Linked DNA regions of Homo sapiens: region 2 is linked to region 1. A link is a contact called in ENCODE POLR2A ChIA-PET data. All regions are on one chromosome and are shown on one strand. The core of a region is the stretch at or near the end of the contact, and the rest is flanking DNA. Distances in the headings are between cores, read along the strand shown. Region 1 overlaps NCMAP (non-compact myelin associated protein). Region 2 has its middle 51 kb from the start of SRRM1.

Evidence for each region. ChIA-PET counts read pairs that join two places held with the same protein, here RNA polymerase II (POLR2A).
Region 2: POLR2A ChIA-PET joins it to region 1 with 14 read pairs in Caco-2. The contact joins two enhancer-like sites. POLR2A ChIA-PET finds 5 or more read pairs at or near these places in 4 of 52 experiments (B cell, Caco-2 and activated T-cell).

Annotation. Positions count from the first base shown.
Region 1 is chr1:24,574,236-24,578,805 of GRCh38, forward strand. The region is part of intron 1 of NCMAP (non-compact myelin associated protein); the gene reads left to right. Among named protein-coding and RNA genes, the nearest start is that of NCMAP, 20 kb to the left of the region's middle. Within about 2 kb of position 2,161, at least 3 of the 41 ENCODE cell types and tissues checked have a DNase peak (open chromatin) inside an H3K27ac peak, as active enhancers do.
Region 2 is chr1:24,691,785-24,696,354 of GRCh38, forward strand. No RefSeq gene overlaps it. Among named protein-coding and RNA genes, the nearest start is that of SRRM1, 51 kb to the left of the region's middle. RefSeq lists a silencer at 3,721-3,840. Within about 2 kb of position 2,650, at least 14 of the 41 ENCODE cell types and tissues checked have a DNase peak (open chromatin) inside an H3K27ac peak, as active enhancers do.

The DNA.
Region 1 (4,570 bases), core at 911-3,410:
AGACTGCTGAGTAGCTGGAATTACAGGTGCGTGCCACCATGCCCAGCTAATTTTTGTACTTTTAGTAGAGACGGGGTTTCACCATGTTGGCCAGGCTGGTCTCAAACTCCTGACCTCAAGTTATCTGCCCACCTCGGCCTCGCAAAGTGCTGGGATTACAGGCATGAGCCACCGCGCCCGGCCAACGGGACTGAGAGTTATATCATCAGTGTCCCTGGTGCTGAGGCCTTCGGGCTTGGACTGAGCCACGCTCCTGATGTCCCAAGGTCTTCAGCTTGCAGATAGCCTGTCACCGGACTTCGCAGCCTCCACGATTGCATAAGCCCATTCCCTTAGTAAGTCCCCTCTTCTGTATCTGTATAACACATTGATCCTGTCTCTCTGGAGAACTCCGACATATACCATGTCCCAGGACTCTGAGCTCCACAGCAGATTCTTCAGAGACAACATCAGGGGCCCAGTAGACACTGGAGACGGTGTCCAGGACAGGTCAGCTCTGAGAGAACCCTGAACCAGCAGTACCAGGAGCACGAGGCACAGTAGACAAGGCCCGCAATACTTTTTTTTTTTTTTTTTTTGAGACGGAGTCTCACACTGTCGCCCAGTCTGGAGTGCAATGGCATGATCTCGGCTCACTGCACCCACTGCCTCCCGGGTTCAAGCAATTCTCCCGCCTCAGCCTCCCAAGTAGCTGGGATTACAGGCACCACCATCATGCCTGGCTAATTTTTGTTTGTAGAGATGCGGTTTCAACATGTTGGCCAGGCTGGTCTTGAACTCCTGACCTCAGGTGATCCGCCAGCCTTGGCCTCCCAAAGTGCTGGGATTACAAGCATAAGCCACCACACCTGGCCAAGGCCCATAATACTTTTAAGGGCCCATTAAGATGTTTTAATTTCTGGGAGGCGGAGGTTGCAGTGACCCGAGATCGTGCCACTGCACTCCAGCCTGGGCGACAGAGTGAGACTTTGTCTCAGATAAAAAAAGATGTTTTAATTTCTTTAAAATCAAGCAGGGGAAAGAACTTTTAGAGCAGCAAAAAAGTTTCAGTTTTTTTCCCTCGGGTTGGAAAAAAAATAAAATTTTTAGAGCCCACGAAAATGTATTACGCTGGGAGAGCCCCACAGAAGTCATAATGCACCCGACTGAGTCTTCATTCGTTCAGACAGGTTTATTGGGCAGGGTGCTTTCTGTCAGCTCTTATTTGATCCTTACAATCCAGATGAGGAAATGAGGCTCCTGGAGGGTGAATAATTTGTCTACAACAGTGATTTTAAAGGTGACAGAGGCAGAATCTGAACCTAGGTCCATCTGAGCCCAAACCCTTGTCTTCGCCAAGCCACACTTGGCATTTGCAAGCTCATCACTGTATTTAACCCAGTCCTCACAGATTAGGAGCAATTGCCCCGTTTTAAAACTGAGAAAACTGCCCGGGCGTGGTGGCTCATGCCTGTAATCCCAGTACTTTGAGAGGCCGAGGCGGCTGGATCACCTGAGGTCAGGAGTTTGAGACCAGCCTGACCAGCATGGTGAAACCCCGTCTCTGCTAAAAATACAAAATTAGCCGGGCGTGGTGGCATGTGCCTGTAATTCCAGCTACTTGGGAGGCTAAGGCAGGAGAATTGCTTGAACCCAGGAGGCGGAGGTTGCAATGAGCCGAGATCGCACCATTGCACTCTCAAAAAAAAAAAAAAAAAAAAAAAAAATGAGGAAACTAAGTCCTGGAGAGGAGAAGAAAGCGCCTTGCCCACAGTAACTTGGCTAGTTAGTGAAGGAGTCAGAACTAGCTCCCTCATCCTGATCCTCTCTGCACAGCCGCATTGCCCCGTCCAGAGCTTCTCCTGCCCTCCCTCGCTGTCCCCATCCTCCACCCTCACCACTGCCACCCTGCACAGATGGCTCCCCTGCCTGTCCCCCGACCTGCCTTTCTTGGTCCAGTTTCCCAGCCACAGAAAGGCCACTTAGGTCTGTGCGGCATCCACATCCCACCTCCTGACAAAGCTGGGGGCTGGCACTGCTGCTTGAGAGGGTGGGAAGAAAAGACAGGCGGCAGGCCAAGACGAGAGTGTAGGTTTAAATGACACCGCAGGTCCCCCAGACAAACGCCCCTCTGTATCTTTGGGCCTATTGTGACTGGCCACTGGCCAGCTCACACCGTGGGCAGCTTGAACGGCTGGGATTGTTTCCCCAACTCCTGTCCTCTCTGGAGTCCAGCGGCTGCCAGGCCCAGGCTTGGCAGGAAAGGGGAGGGGTGTTCCTTCTGGAATGGAGGGTGTGGAGGCAAACAAGCCTCGGGGAGGGTGTCCTGAACCAAGTGAGAGGCTGGAAGAGTCACAAGGAGGAAGGGGCCAGAGAGGGAGGTCCCTGGTCCCCAGCTGTTCAGTTTGCAGGAGGGCAAACTGCAGTCCAGACAGAACAAGTGGCCTGCCCCAGGTCACACAGAAAGTAAGTAACAGGGGTGAGACTAGAACCCAGGATTCCTAACTCCAGCCCAGGGTTCTTGCCCCCCATCTCAGGCCTCTCTGTTGGAGTTTTCAAGATGGCCGTGTTAAGTAGGTGAGGTAGTGAGCCCCATAGACCAAGACCTTGGGACTCAAAGAAAGGATGTTACACAGGACACAGTGGCTCACACCTGTAATCCCAGCACTTTGGGAGGCTGAGGCAGGTGGATCACCTGAGGTCAGGAGTTCAAGACCAGCCTGGCTAACATGACGAAATCCTGTCTCTACTAAAAGCACACACACACAAAAAAATTAGCTGGGCGTGGTGGTGCATGCCTGTGATCCCAGCTCCTCGTGAGGCTGAGGAAGAAGCATCACATGAATCCAGGAGGTAGAGGTTCCAGTGAGCCAAGATTGCGCCACTGCACTCCAGGCCTGGGCGACAGAGTGAGACTCCGTCTCAAAAAAAATAAAAATAAAAATAAAAAATAAAAAGGATGTCACATGCTAAAATTATAGAGCACTAGATTTCCTAGAATTTCATATTAAAATGCAGATACTCCCAGAGAATTGTCATCCTTAACTCATTAATAACAAACACTTTGTGGTTAGCCAAGCCCTTGGATAAGGCAGAGGAAGAGACAGAGAAACAAAAGCGAGACCACTGAAAGATCCATTAGGGATAAATTCAGATTTTTGGAGTTTCTAAGAAGGCACTGGCCTTGTTTTTTTTTTTTTTTTTTTTTTTTTTTTTTGGTTTTTTTGTTTGTTTTTCGTTTGTAGAGATGGGTTCTCACTACGTTGCCCAGGCTGGCCTCCAGCTCCTGGCCTCAAGTGATCCTCCCACTTCGGCCTCCCAAAGTGCAGGGATTACAGGCTTGAACCACCATGCCCGGCCTGGCCTTGGTTCTGGAAGTCAACACACTTGGTTCCAAAGAGATTGCTGGCACTCATTTGGAGTTGAATTTTTTCCTGCACTCCCATCCCCAATTTTTTTTCTCAGAAGTTTTCAGTTGCCCTGTTCATGGCATAGATATTAACTACATCTACATAGTCTTGCTTTTTGTAGGTGACTATGAAGTGACTCGGAAACCTCAGTTCGAGCTTTTGGGAGACTTAGTGCCTTACGACAGCAGGGTGGTTGCGAGGAAAGCTTAAAGGAGAGATGCATGGGCCGGGGGTCGGGGGTCTTACAAGTCGCCTCCCGGCCATGGCTCCTTTAGGGGTGGTTTGGTTCTTGCTGCTGCTGTTGCGCATTTTGTTTTGAATGAATTAGAAAAGAGGTCTAAAAAATGTACCAAATAGGCCAGGCACAATGGCTCACGCCTGTAATCCCAGCACTTTGGGAGGCTGAGGCGGGTGGATCACTTGAGGCCAGGAGCTGGAGACCAGCCTGGGCAACATAGTGAGACCCTGTTTGTACTAAAAATACAAAAGTATTAGCCAGGCATGGTGGCATGTGCCTGTAATCCCAGCTACTCAGGAGGCTGAGGCACGAGAACCTGGGAGGCAGAGGTTGCAGTGAGCCAAGATCATGCCATTGCACTCCAGCCTGTGGGACACTGTCTCAAAAAAAAAAAAAAAAAAAATTGTACCAAATAAACTACCAATGAACCTTCCTCTGTCTATGTGCTCCCGGGGGCTTTGCTGGCCCTCAGTCTCCCCATTTGTAGAAGAGAGGGCAATGGACACAGGAGTTTTCCAACTGGGGTCTCCAGGATCCTGGGACACGGAGTTGCTTCCTAGAGCCTCCACAGAGGGTGTGTGGTGTGGTGAAGAGAAATTGGGAGTGGGGTGGGAGGGAGGGTAGCTGGAATAGAAAGGAGGAGTTTTAATCCCTAAGCCTGTTGGGGGAGGGAGCTTAGTTTTCTTTTTCTTTCTTTCTTTTTTTTTTTTTTTTTTTTGAGACGGTTTCTTGCTCTGTCTCCCAGGCTGGAGTGCAGTGGTACAATCACAGCTCACTGCAGCCTCAACGTCCTGGGCTCAAGTGATCCTCCCACATCAGCCTCCTAAATAGCTGGGACTACAGGCACATGCTACCATGCCCAGCAAATTTTTATTTTTATTTCTTGTAGAGATTGGGTCCCACTATACCGTTCAAGCTGGCCTCAAGCTCCTGGCCTCAAGCA
Region 2 (4,570 bases), core at 1,400-3,899, 120 kb after region 1:
CTTTAGCCCAGGAGAATCGCTTGAATAGAGGCTGCAATGAGCCGTGATTGCACCACTGCACTCCAGCCTGGGCAACAGAAGGAGACCCTGTCTCCAAAATAAGAAAAAAAGAAAACAATGAAAGAAGAAATAGAACCTAGTCTGTGGTGTTATTAGTTACTTATTGCTGTGTAACAAATCACCCCCAATTTAGCAGTTTAAAACATTTATTGGGCCAGGCGCAGTGGTTCATGCCTGTAATCCCAGCACTTTGGGAGGCCGAGGCAGGTGGATCACGAGGTTAAGAGTTCAAGACCAGCCTGGCCAACATGGTGAAACCCCGTCTCTACTAAGAATACAAAAATTAGCCGAGCGTGGTGGCAGGCGCCTGTAATTCCAGCTACTCGGGAGGCTGAGGCAGGAGAATTGCTAGAACCCGGGAGGCAGAGGTTACAAGGAGCCAAGATCGGGCTACTGCACTCCAGCCTGGGTGACAGAGCAAGACTCTGTCTTGAAAACAAAAAAAAACAACAATAACAAAAAACATTTATTATCTCCCAGAGTCGCCAGAGTTGAGGATTGGAAATTGGAAGAGATCCCAATTAGTGGTTCTGGCTCAGGGTCTCTAATGTGTTTATAGTTAAGATGTTGGCTAGGGGTGCAGTCATCCACTTCCAAGATGGGGCTGGAGGATCCACTTTGAAGATGGTGCACTCATGTGGCAATTGGCAGGAGGTCTCAGTGCCTCACCAAGCGGGCTCTCCATAGCAGCTAGCTTTCCCCAGAGCGATGATGACGATGACGATGACGATGATGATGATGATGATTGTGTGTGTGATAGAGAGAAGGAAGCCACAGTGCCTTCTACAACCTGCACACTATCATCTTTGCTTTTTTTCTATTCATTAGAAGCAAGTCACTATGTCCAGCCCACAGCCAAGGGAAGCATAACTAGGATTCCTTTTAAAGGAAGTGCCAAAGAACGCATGGACTGATTTTAAACCACACCGTAGTGACGCCACTCGAGCTGCTGGAGGAAGCCCTCACCTGAGGACTCACCTCGAATCCAGTTAATTCCCCTTATGGTGAAGCCAGTTTGACCTAGGTTTTCTAAGTCATACCATTCAAAGAATGATTTTTATCTTCCTCATCTTATCCTCCAGATCTGCCTTGTCTGACTATGCTCCTTTTATGGGCAGTGGTGGGAGCTGGGCCCAGACTCTAGGGGAGGAAGGGTGGACCCTTCTCACCTTCTCAGTCTTTGGTCCTATTTTTTTTCTTTTTTTTTGAAAAGGGGTCTCACTTTGTCACCCAGGCTGGAGTGCAGTGGAGCTATCATGGCTCACTTGCAGCCTCAACCTCCCAGGCTCAGATGATTCTCTCACTTCAGCGTCTCAAGTAGTTGGGACTACAGTCTCACACCACCATATCTGGCTAATTTTTTTGTATTTTTAATATAGATGGGTTTTCGCCATGTTGCCCAGGCTGGTCTCGAATTCTTGGGCTCAAGCAATCCTCCTGCCTCAGTCTCCCCAAGTGCTGGCATTATAGGCGTAAGCCACCACATTTGGCCTTGGTCCTTTTTTTTTGTTTTTTTTTTTTGTTTGTTTTTGTTTTTGAGATGGAATCTCACTCTGTTGCCCAGGCTGGAGTGCAGTGGTGCGATCTCGGCTCACTGCAAGCTCCCCCTCCTGGGTTCACGCCATTCTCCTGCCTCAGCCTCCGAGTAGCTGGGACTACAGGTGCCCACCGCCACTCCTGGCTAATTTTTTGTATTTTTAGTAGAGACGGGGTTTAACCGTGTAAGCCAGGATGGTCTCAATCTCCTGACCTCGTGATCTGCCCACTCGGCCTCCCAAAGTGCTGTGATTACAGGTGTGAGCCACCAAGCCCGGCCTAATTTTTGTATTTTTAGTAGAGACGGGGTTCCACCATGTTGGCCAGGCTGGTCTCGAACTCCTGAACTCAGGTGGTCTGCCCACCTTGGCCTTCCAAAGTGCTGGATTACAGGTGTGAGCCACCATGCTCAGCCTTGGTCCTTTATACTACAAGCCTGGGCAACATAGTGGGTACACACTACTGTCCCATGGCCACCAGTGATGCTGGGTACAGGAAAACCACATTGTTCTATGGACTCCTGACCATGGTACTCATCCTTCCACTGGCCACTCCTGCTAAGACATGGCTTTTCCATCCTGTAATTGCCCTTAAACATTGGGCAACAATTTCCAGGTCTCTCTGGGTCAGTCCCTTCGGGGGAAGGAAGACAGAGGAATCATGTGGCCAGGTGGGAAGAGCTCTGGGCCAGCTTCCACTCAGCCTTGCTGTGTGACCTTGAGGAAGTCCCTGCTCCTCTCTGGGCCACAGTTTCCTCCTTTTTGAATGCAGAAGGTTGTATTAACATATCTGAGGATGCTTTGGGGTTTTCTTAGTTCACTTCTGTCCAGAGAAGATGATGAAATTTTAGGAGCAGCCTCACTTCCAACACACCGGGTCTTGCGTGGTCATTCATACCCCGGCAGAGAAAAAGCTGCATACTTCATGCCCTTTGCCCTTCACCATCTCATCTGATCCTCCCAGCAGCCAGCAAGGACACGGGGCAAGGCACTGGAGGCAACAGAGGCTCAGCAGCAAGACAGGGTACGTGCAGAGAGCTGCGGGACAGACGTGGCCTCACCAGCAGGACCCGTGATTAAACAGCAGCTGTGGTTCACTAAGTGCTTTCTGCTTATTATGTGCCAAGTACTTCACATGTGGCTGCTTTGTGTCATTCTCACATCAAACCTGATGGGTGGTTACTATAATTATCTCCTTTTACAGATAAGGAAACTGAAGCCCAGAGGGGTGGAGTAACTAGTCCAGCAAAAGTAAGCCATGTAACTGGGATTCAAATTCAGCTTGAACATCTCAGCACTCATCTGTTTTCGATCACATAACACTCCCTCTAGGCATTCACAGGAGCTCAAGGATAGGAGTAGGGAGGGGAAAGCTAGGAGTCCGAAGACTTGAGGGGCCAGGCATGGTGGCATGCACCTGTAATCCCAGCATTTTAGGAGGCTGAGGTGGGAGGATGGCTTGAGCCCAAGAGATCAAGGTTGCAGTGAGCCGTGATCGTGCCACTGCACTCCAGCCTGGGAAACAGAGAAAGACTATGTCTTGGAAATGGTAGAGGACCTTTAAAAAATAAAGAATAAAAAAGTACAAAACCAAAGACTTGCGCAGATGCGGTGGCTCACGCCTGTAATCCCAGCACATCAAGAGGTCGAGGCGAATGGATCACCTGAGGTCAGGAGTTTGAGACCAGCCTGGCCAACCTTGCGAAACCTCGTCTCTACTAAGAATACCAAAATTTGTCAGTTGCGGTGGCAGGCGCAGTGGCGGGCGCCTGTAATCCCAGCTACTTGGGAGGCTGAGGCAGGAGAATCGCTTGAACTCGGGAGGCAGAGGTTGCAGTGAGCCAAGATCACACCATTGCCATTGAACTCCAGCCTAAGCAACAAGAGCGAGATTCCGTCTCAAAACAAAGCAAAACAAAACAAAAACAAAGACTTAGGTTCACGAACAAACTCTGAACACTTACTAATTCTAAGGCCAGGGTAAATCTTTCATCTTGCTCAGCCTCAGTTTCCTTATCTGTAAAATGGGGATCATAATTTGTCATCCAAATTGTGAGGATTGGGTAAAAACATTTTTAATAAGGGCATGTATGTGAGCATCCCCCATGTATGGCAAAGAAGTTGTCTAAATTTAAGAGGTTGTTGTTTTTCTTAATCTCAGAGCAGGAGCCAGGGCAGGAAGTAGGCAGGCTGATTAGGGCGGCCAAGTGTCCCTGCCCAAGAGTGACTACTTCCGTCCCTGGTGTTCTTCATTAAGTCCCCAGGAAAGGAGGAGGGTGGGCCGGAAGAAAGGGCAAAGCTCTAGGTCCTTATCTAGAACTCTGCCTCCATGCAAGAGCCCTCCAAGGGAAGAGAAGTTCTGGATTATCACCACTGAGCTCCAAGCATGCCAGAGGGCTCAGCAGGGAGAAAGTCTGTCAGCACCTGACCCAGCAACAGCTGGGGAGAGGCCTGGATGGGTAGGTTGCATGCCTCCCCCTCAGCCTGTGTCATGGCCCTGCCCTGGCCTCATGGTCCAGGACTCAGTCCCCATAGCCTGTCCTACCAAGGGGAACACCAGACTCCAGCACTGCGATGCACAAATGCCAAACCCTCCCAAGGGGCAGCTTTGGCAAGTGACTGGAACTGGAGTCAGGAGGCGCCGGCTCTTGTTCTGGTTTTGTCCCTTCTCCTCGCTGGGTATCAGCATCCCTACTGTGGAATAAGGGACATTCCCTCGAGGGCATTTACATAGTGTGGATCTGGCGTACCACTTGCTACCCCTGCCACAAAGTGTTGTTCCTTGTGCCTTCTTCCTGGGCTGCTGGAGAAAAGGCTCATGCCACATGTGCTGCCCTCTCTGGGTGTGGTCAACAGCTCCCCAGCCCAGGACACTCAAGTGTGACACCCAGATGACACTCAAGTCATCTGTGTCATTTTCTGTTTCTGGTGCTTCCTGAATTCCAGTTCTTTCTTGTTCCCAAGTAGATGGAGAG